2 separate regions of the Homo sapiens genome follow, and region 1 is linked to region 2. The links are chromatin loops, found by intact Hi-C in ENCODE. Cell type or tissue: K562. All regions are shown on one strand.

Region 1 (8,000 bases), 720 kb before region 2:
ACTTAGAACAGTGTCTGGCACACACTGAGCACCTAAGTACTCAATAAATATTTGTTGAATGAATGAACTCTGCAGGGAAAAGCAGGTACGAAATTGATGGAGACAAGGGTGGGAGCAAGATGGCTTAATGAATATCATTTTACATCACTTTGATTTTGAACTATGTGACTGTAGTACCTATATATTTTTAAATTAAATGAAGAAAACCACAGATGGAATGTAAAATTTTTATCTGTATTGAAACAGTATTTTTGCTACTGGGGTTAATAAAATCACTCTGCCTTGACTTCCATCTGGAATCTTGTTGTACTGCTGTACTGAAAACAGGCTCAATTTTAGATTGGAGGAGTTGGAGGAGAGGAAGGGTAGGAAGAGAAATATATTTTGTCTTCTAGCAAATATGTTAGAGACACAGAAATGATTAAAATGTGGTCCCTGGCTTCCAGGAGCACAATGTCTAGTAGTTGGGTCAATCAATATTTAACATTTGATATAATACTAATGTACTCAGAATATCATTCACACTTATTCATAAACATACATATGATATTTCAATTTGAGCAATTATAAACATTGCAAGTTTTTCTATTTATTATTTATTGCTGCATAAAAAGGCAGCCATGTTCCTTTTTCTCTTCAGTCTAAATTCAGAATAGGAAACCACACGGTAGATAGACAGACATTAGAATGTCAGCTTACTACTGATAAAAGCTAGCCTGGAAAATATGGCTCAGGCGGAAGATAAAGAGGCACGGTGATGTGTTACATGCAAATGAATATCAATCATCTGTTGAGTAAAATAAAAACTCTACTAACAGTTATGCAAAGATTCAGAGAATATATCACCTATCTACCCAGTTTGGGCAAAACACTTAAGAAAGTAATCAAGACAGGGACTTGAAGATGGAACCATGAAAAAAGGATGGTGGTAAGCAGAGAAATGTCTCCAAATGGGGGATGGGGGAGTGTCAAATGCAAAGACACTTTAAACAGAAGAGATACACTTCAAGGGAAAAACTAATAATCTAAAGTTCAAAATATTAAACTATCTTAGCAAAATCTAGCAGCTACGTAACTAGATGCAAAACATAAAAACATTCTAAAGGTCTCATCTTATTGGGATGAAGGGGAAAGCAACAGACAAATAGAATCTTAGTGAGGGAAAATAGCTAAAAACTTGTTTTCCCATGAAAGTGGCAAAAAAAAGAAGATAACTGTGAGTGGAATTGTAGAAGTGTTTTTCAGTCAAGTTTCCAAATCAAAATGGGGGATAAGCAGAATGAGAAGTGGGTGCATGCAAAAAAGCGACCAACCAGGAGAGGTAACCTTGATTATGACAGCCCACTCTCATGATAACTAATCCATTCCCATGAGAACTAACCCTGAAAGAGATTAATCCATTTTAATGACCTAACCACCTCTTAAACCACCTCCCAGCACTACCACATTAGGAACCAAGACTAAACATGAATTTTGGAAGGGCCAATCCATATTCAAAGCATAGTACTCCATATCTTTATCTTTTCACAGTTTGATAGCTCATTTTTTTTTCTTTTTTTGAGACAGTGTCTCCTTCTGATGTCCAGGCTGGAGTACAGTGACACAATCTCACCTCATGACAAACTTCACCTCCTGGGTTCAAGCGATTCTCTGGCCTCATCCTCTCCAGTAGCTGGGATTACATGTGCCCTACCATTTCTGCCTAACTTATGTGTTTTTAGTAGAGATAGGGTTTCATCATGTTGCCCAGGCTGGTCATGAACCCTAGGCGCAAGCAATCCACCTGCTCCGGCCTCCCAAAGTGCTGGGATTACAGGCATGAGCCACTGCACACAGCCCATTTCTTCTTATCACTGAATAATATTCCATTGTCTGAATGTACCACAGTTCATTTATTCATTCACCTAGCGAAGGACATCTTGGTTGCCACCAAATGTTGGCAATTATGGAAAATGCAGCTAGAAACATGTGTGCAGAGATTTGTGTAAATATCAGTTTTCAACTCATTTTGGCAAACAGGAGTGCAATTGCAGGATCATATGTTAAAGTGTGTTTAATTTTGCAAGAAACTGCCAAACCGCCTTCTTAAGTGGCTGCTCCATTTTGCTCTCCCTCCAACAATAAATGAGTGTTCTTATTGTTCCACATCCTTGTCAGCATTTGGTATTGCCAGTGTTTTGAATTTTAGCCATTCTAATAGGTATGTAGTGGTATCATTTTTAATTTGCTATTCCCTAATGACATATGATGTTGGGCATTTTTTTCATATGCTTATTAGCCACCTGTATCTTTTTTGGTGAAGTGTCCATTCAGATCTTTTGTCAATTGTTTAATTGGACTGTTCATTTTCTTATTGTTAGGTTTTAAGGGTTTGTATATTTTGGATAACAGTATTTTATCAGATATGTCTTTTGCAACTGTTTTTCCCCATCTGTGGCTTGTCCTTTCATTCTCTTGATTGTGTACTTCACAAGAGTTTTAATTTGAAGGAAGTCCAGCTTATCAATTATTTATTTCATAGATGATGCCTTTGGTGGTGTTGTATCTAAAAATTCACTGCCATACCCAAGGTCATCTAGATTTTCTTCTCTGTTATCTTCTAGAAGTTTTATGGTTTACTTAGGTCTCTGATCCATTTTAAGTTAAAATTTTTTGAATGATGTAAGATCTGTGTCTAGGTTCTTTGTTTTCGTTTTTCCATGTAGATATCCACTTGTGCCAGCACTATCTGTTGAAAAGACTATCTTTTCTTTATTACCTTTGCCCCTTTGACAAATATTTGTATAGGTCTATTTTGGGGCTTTCTATTCTGTTCCACTGATTTATTTGTCTATTCTTTGCCAATACCACACTGTCTGGATTGCCGTAGATTTCTCGTAAATCTTAAAATTGGGTAGTGTTAGTCCCTGAATTTCTCCTTTTCTAATATTGTGTTAGCTATCCTTGTTTCCTTTTTTTTTTTTTTTGGCATCTCCATATAAACTTTGGATTCAATTTGTCAATATCCACAAGACAAAATGTTGAGATTTTGATAGGGATTGCATGGAATCTGCAGAGCAAGTTGGGAAGAACTGACATTTCGCAAATGCTAGGCCTTCCTATCCGTGAACATGGAATATTTCTCTATTTATTTAGTCCTTCTCTGATTTCTTTAATCAAAATTTTGTAGGTTTCCTTTTAGATCTTTTATATATTTTGTTAGATTTATGCTTGAGTATTCCATTTGCAGGGAGGGATGTGAACACAAATGGTATCTTTTTAACTTCAGCTTCCAATTGCTCATCGCTGGTGTGTAAAAGAGCAATTGCAATTGACTTTTCTATATTAACCCTGTATGCTACATCCTTGCTGTAACTGCTTATTAGTTCCAGGAGTTTTTTGGTCAGTTGTCTTGGTGGCCTCCTGAAGAGTCCCCCTCTAAACCCAGGGTTAAGCATTTGCATTATTTTCCTCTCCATACGTAGGACTATCAAAGGCAAGGTGGGGAGAGTGCAAGGCAACAGCTCCCTGCAGTCTTCTCCACTTTAGATCATTTCATATTGTTAAGGTAAATGAGGGGAATTAACAGCTGTGGAGCAGGTTCTCAAGTATTTGCTATGAAAACCTACGTATGGTGATTTGGATTTTCACAGCTATTATATCCTGGCGGTCTTTGATGAAAGTTTAATTTTAACCTATTGTTCAATCAGTATCAGTTTTATTGGAAAAACTCATAGGAGAAAAAACAAATAATTATTTCAATAAATGTCAAAAAGGCTCTTGATGAAATTCAACACCACTCCTTGTTAACAGAATTTAAAACTTCATAAGACGCTAGCATCTGAGGAAGATGTTTTTATACTGATGAAAGGTGTCTGAAACCTACAGCAAAGGACATATTCAATAATAAAGCATGAACAGAGGTGTCATTTGCATTCAGAGTACCCAGGATTTGTTTGAATCAGTAATGGTAAGACACACGAACACAGAAATGACTGTCATGAGGGAAGCAGTTTATTTTACTACTCACAGTTCCCTAGAAGCTGTAGGCACAGCACACCACAAGGGGCAGGATAGGGGAACATCAAGGTCAGTCAGGAGGCAGCGGGAACCGGGTAAAACATGGGAAAGAATCTTTATTGCAGTTCTCTGTGAAGGAACAAGCAAGTCAGGGCAATCAGGCTTAGCATTGGCTAGTTTGAATAATGTCATTGTCTGCTGGAAAGAAGAGGCTGCTATCTGGCCCTGATGAAATTAGGGAAGCAGAATAGTAGCCAGAAATGTGAGAGTGATGAGCAAGATTAAAGACTGCAAAAGATACAAACAGAGATAAAGAAGAATAAGGAGTGAGGAAGAGATGAGAAAGAAGGGGGTATAAACTCTGGGTTGGTTGGATTATATAGGAAAGGCATACGTGCAGGCAAGTTGTTTATTACATCCAGCAATTAGCTTATCCTGAGAGGGTCAGTCCCTCCAGGGTCAACAAGGCCCAGATGTCAAAGCATCAAATTCAGAAAATAAGAGACATGATTAATACACCGTTAAAGTCAGTATTATAATTAATATTATTCAACATTATCCTGGAGTCTCTAGCCAATGCACACAACAGCAAAACCGCTAACATAAACAAATATCTGAATGGAAAAGACAGACTTTTAAATTCTCAGATGATGTATCTACTTAAAATTTAAAAACCAAGTCAAGCAATCCATTAAAAGCTATTAAGTAGAGAAACTAAAAACTGTCCTGTGTACTATATATCAGTGAAGCTCATTTGTAAAATGTAGTATAAAGGGTGATTCAGAAGAGCAACAAGAACTAAAATATTTTTAGAATTGATGGACAATTTTAAAGTCTATATGAGGAAAATTGTAAATGTTTATTGCAGATATAAAAGAAAACATCAGGAAAAAAGAGGTGCAGGTCATCACTGCTCCACCTAGTTCCAATAACCATGATTTAATTAAATAACGTGAGTTCCCCAACATGGTTCCAAATTCAGTTACCATGGTATTTTAACTGTGAGTAATTTTGTAAAGTACAAACTTTGTGTGAGCTCTTCAGTCCACAAATCACAACATAAATAACAGATGCAATCATGATCAGTGACCCATCATCTCTTTCAAAGTATGAGGTTGCCAATCGCTGCATATTTGTTACTGAGTTTATAAAGAGAGCAAAGCATGTCACTGTCTTGCCTCCTTGTCTCCTAGTGAGAAGCCCACATGACATTTTACAAAAATGAATAATCAAAAGAGGGAAGTGGTCAAAAAACATGAAACTGCAAAAAAAGAAAAAAAAGAAAGAAAGAAAAGGGATAACACAAAGTGAAATTCAAGTAGAACATAAATGTAGTTATAGAAGAAATAGTGGCCACTAACTGAGGCAGATGTTTGCTTGGTATTTCAATTAGTTTTGACAAATAAATCAATTCTGAATCTGACTGAAGCTCTATATTTACAGAAATACAGGGAGCACAGACACGTGTTGTGTTAGGTTGTTTTTCTGTTGCTATAAAGAAATACCTGAAGCTGGGTAATTTATAAAGAAAAAAGGTTTAATTGGCTCGCAGGTCTGCAGGCTTAACAGGAAGCATGGTGCTGGCACCTGCTCAGCTTCTGGGGAGGTCTCAGGAGGCTTCCATTCATGGCAGAAGGCAAAGTGGGAGCAGGCTTCTCATATGGAGAGACTGGAACTAGAGAGCAAGCGGGGGAGGTGCCACACACTTTTTTTTTTAAATTATTTTACGAAATCTAAAAGAGTCATATTTATTATCATCCCATATGTCATTTGTCTCCTTCAAGTAATATTATATTGTTTTGCATTTAAATTAGAGGTACATGAACTTCATTTTATTCAAAATATTTAGGTTTCTTAAGAGTTTATTTTGGAATTACATTTTGAAAACAGTGGTCACAAAGTAAAACATTTCGATTTTGACATTTCTTAAGCCAAAAGAAGACATAAATTTAAGACCTTATCTAGTTGTTCAGCTCTCTTTCACCTATCCCAGGATGTTCCATCAAATATTCATTCCCTCTCCCTCTCTTCCTCTTCTTGTCTCCTCTGCTTCTATCGGTGCCTTCCCATAACCTAGATATGTGAAGAAATATCTTTAAAATCTTAAAAGCAAACAGAATTTTAAAAAAGCCCTTTTCCACTCTGCTTATCTCTGTAGCATGGTCCTCTCTTTTCCCCTCACAGCCAAGCTCCTTGAAAGCATGTTCAGCACTCACTGCATTGCGTTTCTTCCTTCCCCATCTGGTACATTGAGGCATATCTGGCTGTGACCTCCCCAACTCCCCTGGAATGGCCCTTCCTCATCTCATCAGTCATTAGTTCATTTTTGTCTTTCTCCCTAGGCTGTAAACTCCTTTAGATCATATATTGTGTCTTAATTCTTTTTGTCTTTTTAGAGGCTGACATGTAGCAAGTGCTCCATAAGTATTAATTAAATTAATATTGCCTTGCTTTAATGCTTCACAACACTCACAGCATCCATTTGAACCAGAGACCAAAATAAGTAAAAAATTTTCAGTTTGAACTTTCTGATATGATCTATCAGAATTGCTAACTTTATGGGACCAGGTGCATCCCCATGCATTGCTCATCTGATGAATTAGTGACTTGCATTGGTAGATCTCTGTTGTTCTTTTGGTGGTGGGGTAGACTCTGGTTTTAGCCTTAACCAAGGTACAGATATTTCAACAATTATTGCTTTTCACTTTTTATAAAATGTTAGTTTACAAATTGCTTTCTTTTTGAAACAGAGTCTCACTCTGTCATCCAGACTGTAGTGCAGTGGGGCAATGTCGGCTGACTGCAGCCTGCGCCCCCCGGGCTCAAGCAATCCTCCTGCCTCAGCCTCCCAAGTAGCTGGGACCACAGGCATGCACCATCACACCTGGCTAATTTTTGCATTTTTTCATGGAGATGGGGTTTCACCGTTTTGGCGAGGGTGGTCTTGAAATCCTGGGCTCAAGCAATCTGCCTGTCTCGGCCTCCCAAAGTTCTTGGATTACAGGCATGAGCCACCAATCCTGGCCTATAACTTGCTTTGATTGCTGGCCTTGAATTTCATTCATGATCCCAATGCTCTTAATTCTTTTGTCTAAGGGCTTGTTACAAAAATTATTCTATAAAGCCCTTTAAGATACCCTTGAGAGGATTTCAAAATAAAACAACTCAAAATTTCCCCCAACAAAATAAAAAATTCAACTAGAATCCAGGATTATACAAAGCATTTTGAGGAATTAAAACAATTTCCAGTCCTTTCAGGTGCCTTCCTAGAATAACTATCTAGGAATTTCTGCTTCATAATCTTATGAACCAGACATTGGCAGTTGGGTATGATCAGATTGCTGAATGTGTTATCCAGAAGATACAGAATTAGTCAATGACTCTCTTGATTTTAACACGTGAGTGTACTTGTTTTTTCTTTCTAACTCCCAGGTGAATGCTGAAAATGTAGCTGAGAAAAGCTAACTGTATGTGACTATCACAGACAAAGAGCACACTTACACTAATTTCTGTAAATAAGAAACTGCTATTAAATCTTAAACTAAAGTCTTGGTCTACATTTTTTGGTCAAATATAATTACAGATTTGACCTAACTGAGAGCTCCTTAGTTTAATAGAGCCATTATTGCCTATTATTTCAGAAAGAAATAGTGTTTTCACTTTCATGAGACGTACAAATGATCCGGCCAGATCTCGGCACAAGCCTTGGCCAACACCTTTACAGATGAAACACTTCTGTTCCTGCTTAAACCAATAAACATTATTTTTATTGACACTTGTACAACACTGGAACATAAAAAACAGTCTGCTGAAAGTATTTTCCTATTTAGTCCAATTTCAGTGTATTTGTAATAGACAGTGGGACACTCCAGCAAAGCTGTTTACAATGGTATTTTGAATATCATAATATCATTTTCCCATTGCCTCCTATTAAAAAAAGATAAATAAACTACAGTAAAACATTTTTCATGAAAGACTTTATAATGGTGACCTAATCTATA
Region 2 (8,000 bases):
TTTCTGTCTGCCAGAAGTGTTATTACTTCCACATGGCTGTTGACACAGGCCCCATGTAGAGCAGTCCTATGAGAGTGAGAGGACTTTTTAGGAAAGTTTAGTCCATTGTCTCAAAACATACAATGATTTATACAATTGTAAACATTAAATACCATGCTCTTTCTCTGCCTTCAAAACAAATATTTAATATTCTCCTTAAGAAAGTACAACATTCATTCACTCTTATTACTCACTACATTAATGAAAGAGTGGCCTATTTGAATAGAAAGAGCTTGGCCTTTGGACTCAGTTCAACTTGGGCTTGAATAAACTTTACGGTCTTTCACTTACTAGCTGTCTCTTAACCTCTCTGTGCCTCAATTTTCTCATCAATAAAGTGAAGATGAATACAGCAGTTATCTCACAGGACATCACTGTGATGCCTCGATGAGAATCTATGCAAAGTATTTTGAAGAGTTTTTAGCACATGTAACAGCTCAGTAATTGTTAGATATTATAATTATAACTTCTACTTAACAAAGACAACATTTTAAGTAAAATAATACAATCATGCCTACTTTGTGGTGTGTTTTAAAGGTTACAGATAACACTGTATTTTAACGGTTCTAAGATGCTCAATTTCTCATATTTTAGCATCTCTGACATTGAAATGCCACTTACAATTCATTATTTATTAGAACTATATTTGGCAAAAATTTAAACAATCTTTTATTGGTACATAAAATAAGGAGGCATCACACAATTCAGGGTGCCTTCCATGAAGTGGAATATGGTATATACAACAGGACGATGGTAGTCCTAATCACAGGATTTACACTTAAAGAAATTTTAGCTTTTAAGAGTACTACGCAAAAGGAGAGTTGAAATAAAAACAACAAATTGTTAAAACAAAGTACTCCTTTAATATTTTAAAAACTTCAAGCCAAAGAAAACTTGGGATTCAAATGAATAGGTATGGCTCATTTTATTTTGTATTTAGATTTACAGAATGTATATTAATTCATATTTAGATTTATGGAGGGAGTACATGTAAATTAGGTATTTCCAATTATTCATATTACTATTTAAAGCTGTTATAAATTTCCAAAATCGTGGTTGGTAGTTATCTTTTACTAATTTCTCACTTCAGAAGTATTTTTGTTTGAAAGATGAGAGGAAAAGCTTCAATTGAGATTCAGTCCTATTACTCCAATTTTAAGCCTCTCATGTTGCTGAGGCTGAGCAGGTAAATGTGAAATTTTTAAGGATGAAAGGGTCTTGAGAGTTAATAGAATGTGTCTTCTACATAATAGGCATTCAGCTTACATGTGATAAATGGATTCAAAGAATGGATAAATATAGTTGGGAAGTTCAATATCTTAAAAAACTGCTATAAATAAAGCACTTATATTTGCTACTTTATTTTCCTAATAACAAAACTACACTAAAATGATTAATCTGTAATTATTGACATATATATAATAAATCTAGATATAATAAAAATATGTTTCTAATAAAATGTACATGTAAATCAACAAGCACAGATAAAAAGTTTCTCTTCTGAAAATGCTAAAAGTTCACAGAATATACTAATCCACAAAAAATAAAAATTAAAATATAGAAAGTGAAAAATTATTTTAATCTGTGCAAAATTCATATTCCTGCTCTTCCCCAAAATTATTTCATTAATAATAAACTTTTACTAATAACATTGTACTTGTTCAATGCAGAAATCAAAGATAATAAAAAGGAAAAACATTTTATATTAAAACAAATGCCCTCAAATAACAAATTTTATCATATTTCGTACATAATTTCAGATAACACAAGACCATCATCTGTATGTATAAACAAACTGAACTTTACCCTTACTTGGTACACCAAAATACATTTTCAAATGTCAACATACTTCTGTATATGTTTCTACATTCAGTGGTCACATTTTATCCCACGCTGTAAATTCACTGAAATGTATTTATAAAAGCCATTGTATGGATTCTTCTTAATACACTGATATTTTAAGCAGCGCTCAAAAAAGAAATTGTGTGTATGTTTCCTTATTTTCTAAAAATATCTTAATGTAATAGAATTGATCACCAACAGGCATATACAATTTTTTAAATATGGTACTTACCACCAAATTGTCTATTTGAAAAGTCATCTGCAACTTAAACTTTAAGCAGCAGTATAAATATCACTGCTCTTTATCCTCATAAACTTTGTGGATAGAAAACAGTATTTGATTCCTGTTTTAACTTAAATGCCTTCTCTAACGAGGAACACTAAATATTGTTTCCTGTGTGCATAAGTCACTTGCAGATCTAGAAGAAGGAGTTTGCCCAATTTTAAATTAGAGGCAAAGTACTTTTCTTAGATCTGCAATTTACATCTCTAATTTAAATTGCCCAATTTTAAATAGAGGATTTTTTTGTTGATTTGAGTGAATTCTCTGTAAAATGAAGATTTTTAAATCTGCTATATATACACACATGCACATACATGTGTAGTAAATATTTTACAAGTATGCTGCCTTTTATTTTTTCTCAAATGCAGGGTAATTTTTGTTTTGCTAAATTAACCTTCACAATGCTTATTTCTGAGAGTCTTAGAAAGGTTTTGTCAACATAAAAATGTATCTGTGTAAATAGGCATTTATATTTTCTTCTGATTTTTTTTCATTTTGTATATTAAAAATTTTTAATCTATATTCCATCAGGAACTTATTTCTTTTATGTACTGTAACTTTGGCATTTTTTTCTAGAGATCATCAAACCCAAGAGAGTCTAGATTTTCTCCTGTTATTTTCCAGAAGTTTTATAGTTTTGTATTTGACATTTAGGTCCGTGATTCATTTTGACTTAATTTTTGTGAGAAGGTAAGATCTGATTCATTTTTTTTACATGTGGGTATTCAGTTGTTCCAGCACCACTTTCTGAAGAAACCAACCTTTGTTTCATCATGTTGCCTTTACTTTTTCATCAAAGATTAATTAAATATATCGATGTGTCGCTATTTCTAAACTCTCTGTCTTGTTTCATTAACCTGTCTATTCTTTCATCAATATGATACTGCCTTGATTACCGTAGCCTTACAGTAAGTCTTGAAGTTGAGTAGTGCCTGTCTGTCCTCCAGCTTTGTTCTCCTTCAATATTGTGTTAGCTATTCAAGGTCTTTTTCTTCCCCATATAAGCTTTAGAATTACTTTTTCTATATCCATAAAATAATTTGCTTCCATTTTGATTAGAAGTGCATTGAATCTGTACATTGGTAAGAAATGACATCCTGATGATACTGAGTTATTCTATTCATGAATATGATGTATCTTCTCCATCTCTTCAGTTCTTTTTTTATTTCCATCATCACATATGGACAGTTTATGAAATTACATAACTCCCTCTACCTTGACCAAAGGACAGTGATGAATTCCTCGTTCTGCAGCCAACAAGTCACCTCTGAGGGCCATGTGTCTAAACATAGACAGGAGGGTAAGAAAATGATAAAGACATCCTGGGAAAAATAGGAAATTCGAGAATCAGCAACTGTGTCTAAGTAACTCCTTTCCATTTCCCCAGGACACCTGTTGCTTCAGCCAACACCTGCTGGCATGTGCTGAGGATGCTGGTGCTGCTGGCTTTCCCAGCCCTGCCCCCGGGGCTGCTTTGGGTGTGTGCCTCTTGACTTTAGTGAGAATGTACTTTTTCATCCCTACCATGGGTGAAAAGTTTTCACAAATAAAAACTTTTTAAAATAATGCCAACTTTTGTATTAGATAGAGGTGCTGCGTGTGCAGGTTTGCGTGTGTCTTTTTGGTAGAATGTTGTATTTTCTTTTGGGGATATTCCCAGTAATGAGATTGCTGGGTCAATTAGTAGCTGTGTTTTACATCTTTTGAGAAATCCCCAAACTGCTTTCCACAGTGGCTGACCTAATTTACATTCCCAGAGACAGTGAATAGGAGTTTCCTTTGCAGCCTCGCCAGCATCTGTTAACAAATGACCACTTTTATTCCAGACATAGATCATCTGTTAGTTTTGATTTTAGCACATCCTCTGAAGAAGATAGTGTTTTTCACAACCAAAGATGATTTCACCTTCCAAACGTGTTTTTTTTTTCTCATTTTCTGATGGCATGCGGAACTTTCTGTCTGCATCAGTTTGGGTATAAGTTAAGAGCATTGTACCTTGAAGTGTCCCATCTCACTGTTCCCATGCAGTGTTCTGTCCCAGAACTCTTCACTAGCTTTTTACCCCTGTGGGCCCAGTAGGGAGAGGAGCCCCCCAGAAAGTCTTTCACCAGGCAAGTGACGAACTAAAGAATTACACAATCATGTGTGACTGTTCTCAAAGCTCCCAAACATAGAAAGGGGGACAGTTGCAGGCAATACAGCTTTATTAATGGCAGTAACATCTCAGCTCAGCAGGAAACATACTGTGGGCTATGAGAACAGGTTACAATGAATATTGAGGCAGAAAAAGTCACATTAATCACATATTAGCCCCAAAATGCTCTTGCTCAAATGGTAACTGTCCTTCCTGCACATGTGGCAATACCAGACTTGCAGAAAGCACACGTGGTGAGAGACAAAGCCTGCTGCCTGTCTGTGAGCTTCAGTGCCCAATGAGACGCAGCAAGCTTTCGCCTCTTCTTTCTACACTCCTGCTTTTATTGCACAGTACTTTTTTACATATGTTTTATTCCATTTTTGAATGTTGTATTCCATTGGTCTTTCAGACTAATGATGAAACAACACAACACAATTTTAATTTCCAAGTCTCTACAATATTTTAAAGGGGAAGTCACTCTCTTTTAATTCTCAGACTTTTCATGGATATTTTAATTTGTTTGCTCTTCTTTACAATAAAATTTCTATATCCAGAACACAGATGTTATCTATATTGGAGTTAAAATCAACTTATTTTATTTTTTTTATTTTTTGACTTTTATTTTAATCTCAGGGGCACATGTGCAGGATGTACAGGTTTGTTACATAGGGAAATGTCTGTCAGCAGGGCGGGGTTGTTGTACAGATTATTTCATCACCCAGGTGTTAAGCCTGGTGTCCATTAGTTTTTTTTCCCGATCCTCTCTCTCCTTCCACCTTCCACCCTCCGATAGGCCCCAGTGTGTGTTGTTTCCCTCTATGTGTCCATGTGTTCTCATCATTTAGCTCCCACTTACAAGTGAGAACATGCTGTATTTGGTTTTCTGTTCCTGAATTCCTTTGCAAGATAATGGTCTCCACCTCCGTCCATGCCCTTGCAAAGGTACATATACACCATGGAATACCATACAGCCATAAAATCAACTTATTAATTAAAGTACTTTTGATGTCTTAATAATGTTGACCCTGCCTAATCATGTAATGTCATAATTTTTCATTTATACAAATCTATTTTTAGGTTTTTAAGAAACATTTCGCACCAATTCCATACTAATTAAATTATTTTAAATAATTTTCTTTAAAATGTTGGCATTATCTCTTTTCCATCTATGAACACAAGACATTCTCATTAATTCAATTAACATAATTTGTTGTGTTAATGAATTTCCTAACGCGATGAGTCTCACCTGCATTTCTGGAATAAATGGACTTCCTAATGATCTAATATTTTAAAGGGTTGGCACAATGGTTTTTAACATTCAAAAATTTTACTTTCATATTAATATGCTCTAATTATGTATAATACTCCATGCGGCATCAAACAAGTAAAGTTATCATATCAGTTTTTTTCATTTTTAAAATAGTTCAGTTTTATTCTGCTAGTACCATAAAAACAATGTAAACACAAGCGCTTTGTACATCTTTCTGGTGAATTCACATAATGCTTAGTTCCCTGATCCTTTGACCTCCTCGTCTTCTCCAGTTATTTTCTGTTTGAACCACTGGCCTCAGGAGTGGAGTAGGTTTGGTGCTTAGGAGAGAGCAATGTGGCTTTTTGGTATGACTCGTTTGCCCTCTCAGCACACTCCCGTTACTCCTAACACAAAGCTTGAGGTTTAAGTCCTTAAACCTGTAGGTTTCACCATCAGCTTTTTCTTTCTTTCTTTCTTTCTTTCTTTCTTTCTTTCTTTCTTTCTTTCTTTCTTTCTTTCTTTCTTTCTCTTTCTTTCCTTCCTTCCTTCCTTCCTTCCTTCCTTCCTTCCTTCCTTCCTTCCTTCATTTCCTCTTTCTTTCTCTTTCTTTCTTTCTCTCTCTCTTTCTCTCTCTCTCTTTCTTTCTTTTTTCTTTTTCTTTTTTTTCTTTTCGCATAGGCATTACTAGGGATGTGAATGGGAGACTGGTGTAGAAAGTGCTGAGGAGCCGAAGCCAACAAATTGCTTTAAACACAAGATGAAAATGCTCTGTTCCATCCACACAAAGAATCACCTAATACTGGTGTGAGGCATCTCACTTAGCTGTGGAGGAGTCCTTGGAATTAGATCTCAGAAAGACAGTTCTGGCTTTAAGACAGTAAAACCTTTTGGCAATGGGCCAATTGCCTTGAAAAAAAAAAAAAACCAGAGTTCTACTTTAAAGACCTTGCAAGTGGAGAATTGTCCTACAAAGATTCTTGGAAATGTTAACAGAGATAACTGACATGGGTAACTGGGGGCCAACCAGGAACTGTCAACAGCCAGATCTCAGCAAACACAGGACAGCCAGTTAATAGTTCCTTCAGTTCTCTGATGACCACAAATGTAATTTTATTTTATTTAGCCTTGTGGAGGTTCTGCAACAAATGTAATTTTAAAGGAATTGGGAGCCAGAAAGATAAATGCAACTCCTTCAACTGTGTGACACGGCAGACTGATTAATCTGGGTTCCCAGAGTGTGGAGCAAGTGCCCTGCATTTGCACTTGCAGATGCAGAACGGCCCAGGGGGAACTTGCATGATGCTGAACCCCACAGGACAGAATTACTTCAATCGCCTGCTCCTGACTACTATAAGGAAGAAGTCTCAGTGTCTCAGTTTGGATCTACACTCGGATTTACTTGTCTTTTCTTTCCTTTCTTTCTTTCCTTTCTTTCTTTCTTTCTTTCTTTCTTTTCTTTCTTTCTTTCTTTCTTTCTTTCTTTCTTTCTTTCTTTTCTTTCTTTCTTTCTTTCTTTCTTTGTTTCTTTCTTTCTATCTTTCCTTCTTTCTTTCTTTCTCTCTCTTTCTTTCTTTCTTTCTTTCTTTCTTTCTCTCTTTCTTGTTCATTTCTTTCTTTCTTTCTTCTTTTTTTTTTTCTGGAGATGGAGTTTCCCTCTGTCACCCAGGCTGGAGTGCAGTGGTGCAATCTTGGCTCACTGCAACCTCCACCTCCTGGGTTCAAGCAATTCTCCTACCTCAGCCTCCCCAGTAGCTGGGACTACAGGTGTGTGCCACCATGCCCGACTAATTTTTGTACTTATAGTAGAGACAGGGCTTCATCATGTTGGCCAGGCTGGTCTCAAACTCCTGAGCTCAAGTAATCCACCTGCCTCAACTTCCCAAAGTGCTGGGATTACAGACATAAGCCACCGCACCCGGCCTCTATGCTTGAATTTCTACCCTTAGCTAATCTCTCTAACACACATGCCTTTCATTGGATAAAACTGGCTAGGCAGACTAATTACACCTTCCTGTGTAATACAAGCCCCTCCCTGGCTTGTATAGTTGCCTTCCACTTGTGACAAGTGCTATGAATTTTCCTTTTTAGGAAGTGATACACAATTTTTTTCTTGAACAGGATTTTTAACTCAAAATAATGAGATAGTGTAAACATCATGACAATTCTGGAATGTCTGAAGTTTGAGATAAAGATTGTCTAAGAAAAGCTAAGATTGTCTTAACTGTTTATATGTGGTATCTGGAACATGGGCATCAGGAATCAAGTGATGCCACTGCTACTGGGCAGAGTTTTCATATTTTATCTAAACAAATGACACTGACCTACTTTAATAAAATTTCAGAAAAGCCATCTGGAATCAGCCCCATCATGTCCAGATTGGAAGGTGTTTGGGGACCAATGAAACATACCAGAAATACTTTTCTTCCCCCAAAACAAATGTAATGAAT

Evidence for each region. A loop is a pair of places that touch in the nucleus more often than their neighbours do. Peaks named below come from ENCODE experiments on the same cell type or tissue, not always from the same donor. Only the 100,000 strongest peaks of a DNase experiment are listed, where the experiment ranks them.
Region 1: it touches region 2 in a loop (3-fold over the local background); 2 of 110 quality-filtered maps call a loop at or near these places.

The regions. Positions count from the first base shown.
Region 1 is chr10:26,623,482-26,631,481 of GRCh38, forward strand. No RefSeq gene overlaps it. Among named protein-coding and RNA genes, the nearest start is that of FAM238B, 16 kb to the right of the region's middle. In K562, a CTCF peak has its summit at 4,075; no DNase peak of the experiment used is centred here; H3K27me3 peaks cover 408 bases.
Region 2 is chr10:27,341,188-27,349,187 of GRCh38, forward strand. LINC02673 (long intergenic non-protein coding RNA 2673) reads left to right here and starts at 2,249. Exons shown (of 2, transcript NR_187428.1): 1 at 2,249-3,464; 2 at 3,552-3,730. In K562, no CTCF peak of the experiment used is centred here; no DNase peak of the experiment used is centred here.